2 separate regions of the Homo sapiens genome follow, and region 2 is linked to region 1. Evidence: read pairs that join two places in POLR2A ChIA-PET (ENCODE). Cell type or tissue: CD4-positive, alpha-beta T cell. All regions are shown on one strand.

Region 1 (5,000 bases):
TCACTTGAGCCTGGGAAATCGAGGCTGCAGTGAGCTGCAGTCACGCTACTGCACTCCAGCCTGGGTGACAGTGAGACCCTGTCTCAAAATAAAATAAAAGACCTCAAGCTATAAAAATCCTAGAAGAAAACCCAGGAAATACACTTCTTGACACTGACCTTGGCAAATTTTTGGCTAAGTCCCCATAAGCAACTGCAGCAAAAACAAAAATTGACAAGTTGGAACTAATTAAACTAGAGCTTCTGCACAGCAAAAGAAATTATCAACAGATTAAACAGACAACCTACAAAATGGGCGAGAATATTCACAAACTATGCATCTGACAAAGGTCCAATATCCAGAATCCCTATGGAACTTAAATCAACAAGCAAAAAACAAATAAGCCCATTTTTAAAAATGGCCAAAGGACATGAACACTTCTCAGAAGAAATACAAAAAGAAAAAACCACGACATACAAGCAGCCAACAAATATATGGAAAACATGATCATGACTAATTATCAGAGAAATGCCAATCAAAACCACAATGAAATACCATCTCACACCAGTCAGAATGGCTATTATCAAAAAGTCAAAAAACAACAGATCCTCATTAGGCTCCCTTGGAAAGGGAACATTTAAACTACTGTTGGTGGGAATGTAAATTAGTTCAGCCACTGTGGAAAGCAGTTTGGAGATTTCTCAAAGAACTTAAAGAGCCACCATTTCACCCAGCAATCCCACTGTTGGGTATATAACCAAAGGAAAACAGACCATTATACCAAAAAGACATATGCAGTTGTATGTTCACGGCTGAGCTATTCACAATAGCAAACACACGGAATCAACCTAGGTGACCATCAATGGTGGACTGGAAAAAAAAAATGTGGATGTACAGGATGGAATACTATGCAGCCACAAAAAAGGAAGATATCATGTCCTTTACAGCAGCACAGATGGAGCTGGAGGCCATAATCCTAAACGAATTAGCACAAGAACAGAAAACTAAACACCACACGTTCTCACTTATAAGTGGGAGCTAAACATTGAGCACACTTACAAGTGGGAGTAGAAACATTGAGCGCACATGGACATAAACATGGGAACAGTCGGCCGGGTGCGGTGGCTCACGCCTGTAATCCTAGCACTTTGGGAGGCCAAGGCGGGCGGATCACGAGGTCAAGAGATCGAGACCATCCTGACTAACATGGTGAAACCCCGTCTCTACTAAAAATACAAAAAAATTAGCCGGGCGGGGTGGCGGGCGCCTGTAGTCCCAGCTACTCGGGAGGCTGAGGCAGAAGAATGGCATGAACCCAGGAGGCGGAGCTTGCAGTGAGCCGAATCGCGCCACTGCACTCCAGCCTGGGCGACAGAATGAGACTCCGTCTCAAAAAAAAAAAAAAAAGGTAACGGTAGACACTGTAGACTACTGGAAGGAGGGGAGAGATGGGGGATGTGGGTTGAAAAACTACCTACTGGGTTCTATGCTCAATACCTGGGTGCAATATACCCATGTGACTAACCTGCATGCGTATCCCCCATATCTAAAAGTTTATTAAAAAAAAAAACTCTCTATGATCAATAAAGGAGATAAAGTGTATCACTGTGGAAAGCGCAAACGTCAAGGACATGTTATAATTAAGCGGCTGCCCTTCAAGATTCCCGAGGCTCCCCATCCCTGCCAGTCCTGAACATCTCGATCAAGACCCTAGAGAACGCGTCCACAGGTGACCCGAGCCTCGGGAGGCGTCCTCTCTACAGCAACAGGCTCTAATTCTGGTCTCGCTCCCCTCACGCCATCCTAGGCTACAAGGGCCCCGGCGCTATAAGCGCGGCCTGGGAGGCCGGGTCGGTCAGGAGCGGAGAGTGGGGAGCTGGGGACATTGAGGGAGATGCGGGACAGGGAAGACGCGTGGGCCGGGGAGCAACGCCAGAGGCGGAAGACGCTCGTCCCGGGCCGCCACCACAGGTGCCGGGCGAAGCGCCGCGGAGCCCCCCAGAGGCCAGACCCCGGGTCGGTCCCGAGGGGGTCGTGCAGCACTAGGCGGTGCAGGGGGCAGGCGAGTGAGGGCCTCACCGTTTCTCCCCGGAGGCCGGCGCCGCCGCAGTCCCGCAGTTGCTAAGGAGAATGCTCTTCCGGGTCACGGGCGCGGCGTTCTAGAGAGCGACGGTGGCCGGGCGAGGCCGAGAGCGAAGCGCGCGGGGTGTGTGCGCGGTGCAGGAGCTCGTAGTCGGCGGTTCAGCTGCGACAAGGGCGAAATGGCCAGGCCAGGGGCCGCCGCGCCTTCTCCGGCCTCGCTCGCGGGGACAACTGGCTGCAACGGTTGGCTCCCAGTGGGCGGCCTCTGAGACGCCTTGTGCCAGGCGCCGGCTGGCTCCGGGCCCCTCTTCCACCGGAAGGAGCCTTCCAGACCCGGCTCCTGAACCTCCAGGCTCTGCTCCACTGGGCCAGGTCTTGCACGGCAGACGCCGCCGGCCCCTTTCCTGTTACAAGGCTTTGCTCATTCTTTCATTTACTCACTGCTCATTTATTGGACAACTGCTTGGGGCGAGGTGCAGTGCTGGCACTGGGGATACAGAGATGGACAACCCCCGCATGGTCCCTGCCCTCAGGATGTGAGGCTGATGGCAGAGCAAGCAGATGACGTCCTGCACGTGGGGATGATCGAAGGAAAGGAGACTAGGGGAGCCTGCCCAAGGGGCCCACCCAGACACGGGTGGGGAGCAGCTGATGTTGGAGACGTCGACCTAGTATAAAGGGTTGGGAAGAGGGTTTCAGGTGAGAGAGGAAGCGCAGCCGAGAAAGCCCCCGACAGTTCAGCCCGCCCAGGGAAGCGTGTTGAGAGGAAACAATCGTTAAGTACGGGACCTAGGAAACACCAATATTGTAGATGTGAGCAAAGGAAAAGGAAATCCAAAGAGCAGCCAGAACGTTCGGGAGAGCACAAGAGGAAAGAATGCCAGTGAGGGGATGGCCGCCATTCTCAAGCTATGGAGATCAAGTGTCCATTGGTGACCATAGAAAAATCAAACTTCCCTTTGGGAGGCCGAGGCGGGCGGATCACCTGAGGTCGGGAGTTCGAGACCAGCCTGATCAACATGGAGAAACCCCGTCCCTATTAAAAATAATAAATTAGCCAGACGTGGTGGCACATGCCTGTAATCCCAGCTACTCAGGAGGCTGAGGCTGGTGAATCGCTTTAACCCCGGAGGCGGAGGTTGCAGTGAGCCGAGATCGCACCATTGCACTCCAGAAAAAAAAAAAGAGAGAGGGAAGGAAAGACGGGAGGGCAGGGCAGGGTAGGGATCAAACTTCGGGAATACAATGTGGACAGATGCTTGAACCACCGTATGCTCCATATTGAAAAAGGAAAAGAGATGCATTAAATTGTGCCTATATTTCTCTTTTTTTTTTTTTTTTTTTTTTTGAGACGGACTATCGCTCTGTCGCCCAGGCTGGAGTGCAATGGTGCGATCTCGGCTCACTGCAACCTCCGCCTCCTGGGTTCAAGCAGTTCTCCTGCCTCAGTCCCGAGTAGCTGGGACTACAGGCGCGTGCCACCACTCTCGGCTAATTTTTGTATTTTTAGTAGAGACGGGGTTTCACCGTGTTAGCCAGGATGGTCTCACTCTTCCGCCCATCTTGTCCCAAAGTGCTGGGATTACAGGTGTGAGTCACCGCACCCGGCCAGTGCGTTGCAGTAGTCTAAGAAAATTCAGGGTTTCCCTTAGTAACTATGAGCTCCATGAAGGTGGAAAACTTTGCATCTGCAGTACCTGCCACACACACAGGCCTCAATCGATGTTTGCTTAAAGACTAAATGAACCCAAGGAACCTTTGTTTTTTAATGTTCACACAGACCTTTCTAGAACCCTCAGGAAAACTGTGATTTCAGCAAAACTTGTCTTTGAAATGTAGAGGGTAGAGGAAACCCAGCAAGGACAGGAGGCAGAGGGTGTCAGGCATCCAGGGATTCAGTGGATAGGAGAGGGGCCAGTGGGGACAGGAAGGGGAAGACCTAGAAGAGGAAGAGAACAAAGGATTGAAATAAAATCTGTGGCCGGATGCAGTGGCTCATGACTATAATCCCAGCACTTTGGGAGGCCAAGGCGGGCTGATCACTTGAGGTCAGGAGTTCGAGACCAGCCTGGCCAACATGGTGAAAACCTGTCTCTACTAAAAATACAAAAAATTAGCCAGGCATGGTGGTGGGGGCCTGTAGCCTCAGCTACTCGGGAGGCTGAGGCAGGAGAACTGCTTGAACCTGGGAGGTGGAGGTTGCAGTGAGCCTAGATCGGGCTACTGCACTCCAGCCTGGGAGACAGAGCAAGACTCCGTCTCAAAAAATAAAAAAATAAAAAGAAAACCTGAGATTTCAGGACTAGAAATAGGAGGTGAAGCCAAGGAAACCAAAAATAATTAAAAGTAGGAATAGAGAATCAAGGACAAGAGCAGAGGAAGTAGGGCTGAGACCATTATTTTCCTTAAGTTCAACGGACAAATCTCATTTTGATTGGTCGTTTGTCAAAGTGTGCTGCCTGCCTTTGTATAGGCTACAGGGCTAGGGTGGACATATCACTGTGCCCTCTTTTTTTTTTGTGGGGGTCGGGGGATGAAGTCTCACTCTGTCGCCAGGCTGGAGTGGAGTGGTGCAATCTCGGCTCACGAGGCACATCCCACCACACCCAGCTAATTTTTGCATTTTTAGTAGAGACGGGGTTTCACCATGTTGGCCAGGATGGTCTCGATCTCTTGGCCTCGTGATCCGCCCACCTCGGCCTCCCAAAGTGCTGGGGTTACAGGCGTGAGCCACAGCGCCCAGCGCACTGTGCCCTCTTAAGTGATGTGAGCCCTGGCTTCCTCACGTGGGCTAAAGGAAGATCACAACACACTCTGGAGTAGACTTGCGGCAAGAGGCTTATCCCACTAGCATATGTTCGTTCAGTCCATTACTTCAGTATGTTCCTATTGAAACAAGTATTACAATAAGCTCCCTGAAAAGAGATAGAAGTAATATT
Region 2 (5,000 bases), 350 kb before region 1:
TGGCGAAACTGGTCCTCCAACCCACGAGGGTGTGGGCAGACTTCTCAGCGCCCTTCCATGAACTCTGAGGACTTTCCTAGGGGTCGTTTTCTAAGTTTGATGGTGGGAAAGGGCCCATGTGGCACAGAACACAATTCTGAATATAAGGGCTTCCTGAAGATTCTTGCAAGTTACCCTTGTTTGAGCCCAGCTTCCTGGGCACCCCGACCACTACTGGCCTCTGGCCTCTGGCCTCTGTGGAGGCCTGGCCTTGCAGGAGTGGGTTCTCCATTGTGGATCGGCAGCTTCACTTTATAACAGAGCCCAGAGGGCAGCAGCAACTTGCCAGTATTCTTGTATTGCTAAAGTCAGGGGGGAAAGGTAGGGCACTGTCAACCACACACAACCTGGGTAACCTTAGGCAGACTACTTAACCTCTCTAACTTCTTCTACCTACCTCGCAGGGTTATTCTAGTGAGGATTAAATGAGATAAACTTTGTTATCTTATTTAACATTATAAGCTCTGACCTATTGTTAACTATTCCATAAATATTAGTGTTATTATGAAAACCTTCTGCACTGAATTAAGGAGACAATTAATTCAGTGACAATTCAGAGACAATTAGAGGTGTAATTAAAAAATAGAAGAGGCTAGGAGTGGTGGCTCACACCTGTAATCCCAGCACTTTGGGAGGCTGAGGTGAGCAGATCCCTTGAGGCCAGGAATTCGAGACCAGGCTGGCCAACATAGTGAAACCCCATCTCTACTAAAAATACAAAAATTAGCCAGGCGTGGTGGAGGGCACCTGTAATCCCAGCTACCCGGGAGGCTGAGGCACATGAATCGCTTGAACCCGGCAAGCAGAGGTTACAGTGAGCAGAGATCGGGCCACTGTACTCCAGCCTGGGCAACAGAGTGAGACTCTGCCTACCTTCTACCTCCCCACCCCGCCAAAATAGAAGAATGTTAGGAACACAGAACATGAGAGGAAAAAAGAGCAAATACTGCATACTCCCAGGAGACATTTGTCCAGCATCTGCTGAACACCTCTGTGTTCCCAACACTGTGCAGGGGCTGGGATGAAGTGACTGTCCTTGCTCTTGGGCACAGGGAATCAGATCAACACACACTCACTCCCCTACCTCCCAACCCCTGTCCAAATCTTATTAGCATAAAAAGTGGCTTGTTTCCGCAGCACTTACTGCCTGGGCGAGGAAAGCCTTTCACACACATTCTCCACACTCTACCCACAAATGTGTTTCCCTTCCATTGCAAGGACTGTCCATGGGTCATGAAGCCAAGGGTAATAACCTGCCTCCCAGGGCACACAGCGAGGTACTGGTGGTTCTGAGGCTAATGCTGCCTTAAGGATGTGAGAGTTAAGCTCGATGACACTAACAGCTGGGAAATTCACCAGGAAAAAAGCCCAAAGGAATGAAAAGTTCCTTCCTCTTCAGGAACGGTACAATGAAAAATCACAACAATGGTTTCCTAGAAGATTTATGACACAAAAGATAGCGACCAGCTAACTGATCTTTTATCTACACCAAAGACTTAATGACAGGAAACAGATTTAGATTAAACTGGAGGGCTGTTAAACTAAAGAAGAACAATTCAATAATAAGCACAATATCTTGCTTACCTAAAACTTAATCACATTTGATCTTATGTCTTTGAAACATGAAGCAGAACCAGGAAATAGGCAGAAGCAGGGCCTGTGGGCAGCCAGCGCAGAGGTGGGGCCGGGAACCCAAGTGTGCCTCCTGGGAAGTCCTTCCTTCCCACCTCACTCAGAGCCTTTCCTCCCATTGAACAGAATCCTAACAGCTTGCCTCGGCTTCCTCACAGATTCCACGCTCCCCACAAAGCCTCATGCTTGGAGTGGCTGGAGAGGGTGCTACAGGTTCTCCGGACAGCCACGGAGAAGTGACAACTGGCCCTGACTGTAAAGGCAGAGACAAAGACAGGGCAGGGCCCCAGCAAAATCAGTGAAAATACACAGCATTGTGTGGACATCTAGTGTGGAGGCGAATGACACTGTGGAGTACAGGGGACCCCATTAAAGAACAGGACATAATCGTAAGGAACAAGGTTTTGGCGCCTGGAAGAATAAATCCTCTCTGTAGAATGACTCCTTCCTTCTTATTCTAGGTAGCACAAACATTAACAGATTTATAGAACAACAAAGGCTGTGCTGGAAGCTGATGAGCCGCTGCCCAGGAGGCTACTGTGAAGCCGCAGTGGCATGCCAGGGCTCGCGAACACACAGACACACCAATGCCAGGGCACTCAGGGAAGGGAGCTGCTGAGAGCGGGGTCCCCGACCCCAGGTGATGAGCCATGTCCTCTGCCATCTCTGCTACCCATTCATCACAGTCTACTCTCCAGTTTGGCACCTACCCCCTACTGGTAACCCGGGCTTGGAGGGTGGACCCTGGGTCTCACCTAGCTTTGGGGTAGGTGTGGGGTCACATGGGGTTGGCTTGGGGGTAGCCCAAAGTCAGTGGAATGATCTATGTTGTTCATCTCAGCCAGGCCTTGCTGTGTTGGGCTTTCAGAGCAGCTGCGGAAGTTGGCCACTTCCTCTTGCTTAATTCAGTGGGCATGAGCTGGGCGCTTGCTCTGAGTCACTCTACGAAATCTTTTCGCAGCTGTGTTCCGGCCATCAGAGAAGCATCCGCAGAACAGACAGCAAACATGTTCTTCTTCAATACGTGAAGCAGCCACTAGGCGATTTATAGCCATTGATAGCCTGTGCCTGTCATCAAGCACAGCAATTCCTTCAGGCTCTAGAGGCTTCCTGCCCAACCACCAAGAAAAAGCCACAAAGCCTCAGAGAGCTGGGAGTGGCAGTGAAGACAGATCAGAAACACTACCCCACAGATAGCACAGCCAAAAGCTAAGAGAGCCAAGCACATCTGGTTACCTGCCAGGCAGCCACAGAAGATGACAACCATGGGCACCTTTCTTCAGGCTCAAACCCAACATGCAGTCCTATGACCTGTTTCTTTTATGGGCTAACCTCCTTGAGAGTATATCTCAGACCTCTGTGGCCTGAGCCTGGGCTCTGGGCTTTCAGTACCGGAGTGAGGGTTTTTACAGCAGAGACATTTGCTACTTTAAGTACCTGAATATGCCCTGGGTCTGGGCCAGCACACCGGTATGGGGGTGGGGAGGGCTGGAGGCGCTCACCCCACTTGCCAGGAATTGAGTGTCCCTGTTCATCAAACAGGGACCTGGCCTGAATATCACAGTCTCTTCTAGAACTCCTTGAAGTCTTGGGAAGGGGCAAGCCTCCTTGGGTTTAAAGACCGCCTGGCAGTACTATCTGCTTAAAAAGCTTAGCATGAGGGACCAGAGAGCTGGCTTCCCCCTGGGGATGCAAACCTGTGGTTGGAGAAATACCCAGAGAGGCAGAGAGAGAAACGAGTCATTCCAGGACCTTCTGAGAAAGGTATGGATGTGGCAGGTACAGATATACGGAAAACAAAAATGGTCATTCTCACCGACCCTCTGTCACTGGTAAGAACACATCTTCATGTGCTATAAAGTAACTGGGAAAGAAAATCAAAGAGCTCCGAGTCATGCTGGATTGCTGCAGCGCCAGGAGGCTCCCCAGAATGGAGGGAGCTGCAGTCCATCGCAAAAACATGAAGAAAGCAAATGGCAACGTGACAGACAGGAAATCTTATTCAAGAAAGGGAAAGTGTTAGCTGCTTAATGTAACTCTATGTTAAATCGACAATGAAAACATTTACTCTTTAAGGTCTTTAAGAGTTTTGAAATATCTAGTTTTGAGAGTTCCTGGTGTTCTAGAATTTTCTGTCTCATAGGGAAATCTCTTGGGGCATCCATGGGTATTTGGGCTGCAAAAGGTGGAGTGTGAGAATAGTGAGGGGCATTCTCGGGCTAGGGAGCTCCCTTCAGCCCCAGGGCCCTGAGGCCTCCGGGGCCTGCTCGGTTTGGGTCTCGACCCTCTCTGTCCTCTTCATTCCTCCAAGTCTCAGCGAAAGGGATTCTGTGAACCCATGTAGGATGCATAACCCTCAAAATGGGACAGCTGAGACTCTACAGGGCTTAAAAATATAGGATCTACCTTGCAACCTGAGCAGCCCGCCCAGGAGGAAAGCCTTCAATCCTACCTCCCAGCACCAGACAACAGGCGACAGAATGACAGCACAGGCTGGAGAATGCCCTATACTGGGCCCAGTGGGTGCTGGGCCGGTGCTGAGGAGGGCTGCAGCCCTTTAGGGCCACAGGCAGGCCCAGAGGGCTCCTTTCCATGGCAATGGAAATCAGGGAAAGGTGGGATGGGGCAGGTGATAGTGTCATATGGTTTGGCTCTGTGTCCCCACCCAAATCTCATCTTGTAGCTCCCATAATTCCTATGTGTTGTGGGAGGGACGTGGTGGGAGATAACTGAATCACGGGGGCAGGTCTTTCTCATGCTGTTCTCATGATAGTGAATGGGTCTCACAAGATCTGATGGTTTTAAAAATGGGAGTTTCTCTGCACATGCCCTCTCTTGGCCTGCTGCCATCCTTGTAAGATGTGACTTGCTCCTCCTTGCCTTCTGCCATGATTGTGAGGACTCCCCAGCCAGGTGGAACTGTAAGTCCAACAAACCTCTTTCTTTTGTAAACTGCCCAGTCTCAGGTATGTCTTTATCAGTAGCATGAAAATGGACTAAAACACAGGGATATAAAGAGATTTGGGGTAGGAGGTTACTGGGGAAAGGAAAAGATGCTGCATATACCTGTGAGGCAATAATAGTTTAGCAACTTTTCTCTCGGTCATCTATGACAAAAGTGGTATTTTTACGACCTCGTGGGTTCACGTTCAATATTCTACCAAGGAATCAGGGAGCAGTAAAGAGAGCATGGGTTTTGAAGTCAGACAGATCTGTTTGAATCCTTGTTCAAATGTACAGCCATGAGATCCTTCTGTAAAATGGCCAAGGCAAAACCTCCTCACAAGGTTAAAATGAGGAGTAGCAGTCTTGTGATAAACATTAGTTCC

Evidence for each region. Peaks named below come from ENCODE experiments on the same cell type or tissue, not always from the same donor. Only the 100,000 strongest peaks of a DNase experiment are listed, where the experiment ranks them.
Region 2: POLR2A ChIA-PET joins it to region 1 with 7 read pairs; 5 of 35 experiments call an interaction of 5 or more read pairs at or near these places.

Annotation. Positions count from the first base shown.
Region 1 is chr2:231,958,824-231,963,823 of GRCh38, reverse strand. It overlaps DIS3L2 (DIS3 like 3'-5' exoribonuclease 2), which reads right to left and starts at 2,111. Exons shown (of 21, transcript NM_152383.5): 1 at 2,059-2,111. RefSeq lists a silencer at 1,854-2,013 and an enhancer at 2,144-2,233. In CD4-positive, alpha-beta T cell, no CTCF peak of the experiment used is centred here; a DNase peak (open chromatin) is centred at 2,133; H3K4me3 peaks cover 1,922 bases; H3K27ac peaks cover 362 bases.
Region 2 is chr2:232,313,366-232,318,365 of GRCh38, reverse strand. The region is part of intron 14 of DIS3L2 (DIS3 like 3'-5' exoribonuclease 2); the gene reads right to left. Among named protein-coding and RNA genes, the nearest start is that of ALPP, 63 kb to the left of the region's middle. RefSeq lists an enhancer at 2,828-2,997. In CD4-positive, alpha-beta T cell, a CTCF peak has its summit at 2,712; a DNase peak (open chromatin) is centred at 2,695; H3K4me3 peaks cover 457 bases; H3K27ac peaks cover 3,800 bases.